Linked DNA regions of Homo sapiens: region 2 is linked to region 1. Evidence: chromatin loops called from intact Hi-C (ENCODE). Cell type or tissue: MCF 10A. All regions are shown on one strand. Links, peaks and the distances in the headings refer to the core of each region. The heading gives the core; the rest is flanking DNA.

Evidence for each region. A loop is a pair of places that touch in the nucleus more often than their neighbours do. Peaks named below come from ENCODE experiments on the same cell type or tissue, not always from the same donor. Only the 100,000 strongest peaks of a DNase experiment are listed, where the experiment ranks them.
Region 2: a loop joins it to region 1, with 19 times the contacts of the local background. A loop is called at or near these places in 13 of 110 quality-filtered maps.

What each region holds. Positions count from the first base shown.
Region 1 is chr10:99,245,743-99,248,563 of GRCh38, forward strand. It overlaps a transcript of HPSE2 not described here. Among named protein-coding and RNA genes, the nearest start is that of HPSE2, 11 kb to the left of the region's middle. In MCF 10A, for the core only: a CTCF peak has its summit at 1,204 (motif pointing left); no DNase peak of the experiment used is centred there.
Region 2 is chr10:98,746,977-98,749,797 of GRCh38, forward strand. All of the region lies in intron 3 of HPSE2 (heparanase 2 (inactive)), which reads right to left. Among named protein-coding and RNA genes, the nearest start is that of MIR6507, 180 kb to the right of the region's middle. In MCF 10A, for the core only: a CTCF peak has its summit at 1,535 (motif pointing right); a DNase peak (open chromatin) is centred at 1,515.

The DNA.
Region 1 (2,821 bases), core at 97-2,596:
TATATTCCCTAAGAGCCAGTAATCCCACTGCTGGGCATAAACTCCAGTAGTAAAATTTGCAAAAAGGCCATTAAAACATTTGAATGAAGATGGTCAGTAAAGCGCTGAGTTTAATAGTGAGGAATTGGAGACACCTAGATGTCCATCATAAAGGAAATAGATAGGTAAAATGAGGACAACTGTTAGAAGCAATGAACTAAATGTACACACATACATATGTACATAAAATAGGTTTTAAATACAATGATAGGTGAGAAACACGCAAAACCAGAATGATACCTATAGCAAAATGTTAGTGCAAATTAAACACATATGTTAAACAATATATTTTACAAGGATACAAAAACATCAAAGGACATACATCAAATGCATTAGAGTTGATGCCTATAAGATAGTTGTTGAAAGAAAAAGAAAATAAAACAAAAAGACTTTTCATGGACCAATGTTCGTAAACAGTCTCTTACATTCAAGGCAATACTTAACCAATTATGGGGGGGAAAATACAAGAAATATTTATTGAGGTCTGACAATGGACCGGGTATTGTGTCCTCCTGCCACCTTGAGATCCAAAGAGGAATAAGAATATCCTTGCCCTTGGAAACCTCACAGTGTACCTGGAAGAATGAACAGGCTAACAAATCCATTTGATAAGTGCTATAATAAAAATGTGGTGAAAGGTGCTGTGGAGCACAATAAGGGATTATGACTTAAAATCAATTTGTGGCCGTGCGTGATGGCTCATGCCCGTAATCCCAGCACTTTGGGAGGCCAAGGCAAGCGGGTCACCTGAGGTCAGGAGATCGAGACCATCCTGGCCAACATGGTGAAACCCCGTCTCTACTAAAATACAAAAAATTAGCCAGGTGTGGTGGAGCGTACCTTTAGTCCCAACTACTCAGGAGGCTGAGGCAGGGGGATTGCTCAAACCAGGGAGGCAGAGGTTGCAGTGAGCCGAGATCACACCACTGCACTCCAGCCTGGCAACAGAGCAAGACTCCATCTCAAAAAAAAAAAAATCAATTTGTATATATAGAAGCCTATTACTTGATACATATGTAATTTTGCATCACAATAATTACTAAAATATTTCATACTGTTTTTCTTTTTATGTGTCCAGTTTTGCCTAGCTTCTACTTTAGTAATAGCTAAGGGTTGCCTGCTGTAGAAATGCTAGAGTGCCATCTGCTGGTGGAAATGTTTGAAATTCCCCCAACTACCTCACAATCTGTTCTCAAAAACAAAAATAATCATACCCATAATCGTATATTTGGGCTTGAAGAAATCTTAGAAATCATATAGTTCAGGACCCTAGTTTTAGAGAGTAGGAAGTATCTTTCTTACAAGATTTCATGTCATTTAAGAAAATCAAGAACACACAAGCATACACACATACCCTTCCATCGCCACTGTAAATGTCACAGAATGCTATACAGTTAAGACTCACAAAGATAAACTATCTTAATTTCCCCAATTAGATAAACATATAATCTCCTTTAAAGACTTCCATAAGACATTTTTAAACCTTTTGGTAAAGATCACTTCCCAGGAAAACAATCTTAGTAAGGCAGTTTACTGCAACATGAAAAGAATTAGTTCTGCTGTCAAACCTAAGTTCATTCCAGCTTTACTATGTATTTTTAAAAGTAAGGAAGTTCTGAACATGGAAATGAAAACATGATACCCGCTACCGCAAAAACACACTTAAGTATATAACCCATAGATCCTATAAAGCAACCACACAATAGAAACTACAAAGCAACTAGCTAACAATGTCATGATAGGATCAACACCTCACATATCAATATTAACCTTGAATATAAATGGTCTAAATGCCCCACTTAAAAGACACAGAGTGGTGATTTGATTTTTTTAAAAAATGAGACCAATCCATCTGCTTTCTTCAAGACACACATCTCACACATAATGACACCCATAGGCTTAAAGTAAAGAGTTGGTGATATGGTTTGGATTTGTGTCCCCACCCAAATCTCATGTGGAATTCTAATCCCCAATGTTGGAGGAAGAGCCTGGTGAGAGGTGATTGGACCATGGGGGTGGATTTCCCCTTTTCTGTTCTCATGACACTCAGTGAGTTCTCATGAGATTGGGTTGTTTAAGTGTGTAGCACCTACCCCTTCTCTCTCTATCCCAGGCTCCAGCCATGTAAGACATGCCTACTTCCACTTCTGCCATGATTGTAAGTTTCCTAAGGTTTCTCAGCCATACTTACTGTACAGCCTGTAGAACCATGAGCCAACTAAACCTCTTTTATTTATAAATTACCCAGTTTGGGGTATTTCTTTATAGCAGTGTGAAAATGACTAATACAGAAAATTGGTACCAGGAGCAGGGTACTGCTATAAAGATATCTGAAAATGTGGAAGTGACTTTGGAACTGGATAATGGGCAGAGGTTGGAACAGTTTGAAGGGCTCAGAAGCAGACAGGAAGATGAGGGAAAGTTTGAAACCTCCTAGAGCCTTGTTAAAATGTTGTGACCAAAATGCTGATAGTGATATGGACAATGAAGTCCAGGCTGAGATGGTCTCAGATGGAGAGGAGGAACTTATTGGGAACTAGAGAAAAGGCCACTTTTCTATGCTTTAGCAAAGAGGTTGGAGGCATTGGGCAACTGCCCTAGGGATCTGTGGAACTTTAAACTTGAAAGTGATGATTTAGGGTATCCAGTGGAAGAAGTTTCTAAGCAGCAAAGCATTCAAGATGTAGCCTGGCTGTTTCTAGTAGCCTATGCACACTCATGAGCAAAAAAATGATGTAAAACTGGAACTTATATTTAAAAGGGAGGTGTAAAAGTTTGGAAA
Region 2 (2,821 bases), core at 252-2,751, 500 kb before region 1:
ATCTACAACTCAATAGTCATTCTAATATACTATGAGCTTTAGATATAATAACTTTTATCCAGAAGTTTCCTTGAGATTTGAGAATTATTATTCTAGGTTACTCAAAAAATAATTTGAGTATTATAAGATCAACAGAGGTCCATTTTTAAGTCCTCTATTATTCATGTCATGAAAGTTATATTATCATAAAAAATACTCAATATTCAATTAAATAACATTTTATTCATCCATAGTTTCAATGACATCTATTAAGCATGCAATAAAATTACTTATTTTCATAATTTTTGGTTTCATTTATATACTAAAATCCATATCAAATGTTTGCATCAAAATTTAATATGAATGACTGATATTCCTTTTGGATAGATTGATTCCATTTAAGTCATCTTTTTCTAAAACTATTTCCATATAATGAGTATTTTACTGTGTATGTTTCACATGTATTAGAAACACAAACACACATCAAACACAAAAGCATATCAAACCTTTGATTTCATGGATTTGATGGTTTAAGGCAAGGCAAAATGTATTTACAAAAAATGTGTCAACATAAAGAGCAGTATGGGAGAAACAGTATGGATAGTTTGTTCACATAGCAAAAATTGGGAACTAGAATGCTAAAAGTTTGGGAAATACTTCTTTAAGAATAAGTTTAAGTCCTGCCTCTTCCATGACGCCATTCCTGAACACACCAACCTCCCGAAAGTGATTTCGACTTTCTCTAAACTCAAGAGCTATACCATTTTTTGGCATCTCACTGCTCTGTGACATATTATCTGTGACATAATATTATCTTGGGATTTACTTCTTGATTTATTCACTTCTCCAGAGTGAACAACTTGTTTTCCCAGTTAAACTGTGAAGTTTCTTAAGTTTGGTACCGTATCTTATATCCTTCATAGCATCTAACACACAGCAATTTTCTGCCTTAATATCATGCCGAAGAGTTCTCAAGGCCCAAATCCTTTGTGTTGCATAAAAGTGGCCTATAAGAAGTAGAAAGAGGCAAAAGAGAGATCTGTCTAAAATAATTATTGCTAGGCTGGGCGCAATGGCTCACACCTGTAATCCCAGCACTTTGGGAGGCTGAGGTGGGTGAATCATCTGAAGTCAGGAGTTCGAGACCAGCCTAACCAACATAGTGAAACTGGTCTCTACCAAAAATACAAAAAAATTAGCTGGGTGTGGTGGCACATGCCTGTAATCCCAGCTACTCTACTTAGGAGGCTGAGGCAGGAGAATCGCTTGAACCTGGGAGGTGGAGATTGCAGTGAGCCAAGATCACACCATTGCACTCCAGCCTGGGTGACAAGAGTGAAAATCCGTCTCAAAAAATAATAATTATTGCTAATCTAAGACATATGTTCTACAGTTTATTAGAAAAGTACATATATTTGAATATAGAGAATTTAGTAGATATTCAACACATGTAATCTCCCTTAGAAAATTTGCTCAGGTTCCATCAAAACAAATAGATACTTAAAGATTACTTTCTACTCCCTCCACCAGAGGGGGCCAATGCCTCTATGTCTTATAGTCAGGGTGCATTGACATTTCACAGGCATATAATTCTAAGAAGCACTGGATAGTGGGCAGTTGAAGATGAGGAGCTGGGACTTGAGAAAGATGTAAAAGTATACAGGCTTGGGTGTCACTCAGTGCTGACAGTTGATGCTGTGAAAGTTCTTGAGATTTCTGAAGGGCAAAATGTAGAAAGATGGCTGAAGAGAAAACCTTAAGAAATGTCCACATATAAGGGTCATGGAGAACAACAACAACAACAAAAAGAGAAGAAGAAGAACCCAGATATGCAGTCTTAAGGAACCCAAAATAAGAGAGTTGCAAGGAGGTGCTGTTCCATAACAGTAGGTGTTCATGACAAACTGAGGAGGAAAAGGACTGAGAAAAAAAAAACCATTAGATTAATCAAACAGTGAGGTTAGAAATTAGATTTAGGTTGTGATGAGACCTTAAAGAATGAGTAGATGAACAAGGAATAGATTCTGATACATTCAGCTTACTTATTGAAGTTCTGTGGCAATAAAAAGAAGAAAAGAAACAAAATAGTAATGAGAGAAGAACCAGATTGTTTTTTTTAAATGCAAGATCCAAGGTAAGCTACTTCTTTAATAAAGTTAATCTCAGTTTTCTATTAGGAAAATGTAGATAAGGGTCAATGAATTCACACTAAGATATGAATGACAGATTATTTCTCTTAGTTTCCCTAGTACTTGACACTTTAAAAACCAAACAGACAAGCAATCCAACAAACAAAAAATTGGACATTCATTAACTTATTAAATTACTCAACAAATATTTATTAAGCAGTTACTACGTGACAGGCACTATTATACACCATATATATCTGTAAATATACACATATGCATGCATATATATCTATATATACAGATATACATGCGTGTATATCTGTACATATACATGCATATATATATCTGTTCTGTATATATACATATATGCATGCATATATACATATATACATGCATGTATATATACAGATATATATATGCATATATACATACATACAAGAAGATAGATATACATATATAAAAGAAGATTATATAGTATATAATAGTGCCAGCTTTATGATGGTGCAAAAGCAATACACACTCAGTAGAAATCGTACTTCAAATACACAACCATTTTGTTTTTCACTTTCAGTATAGTATTCAATAAATTACTTGAAATATTCAATACTTTATTATAAGATAGGCTTTCAGTTAGATGATTTTGCCCAACAGTAGGCTGATGTAAGTGTTCTGAGTGCATTTAAGGTAGGCCCGGCTAAGCTATGATGTTCAGT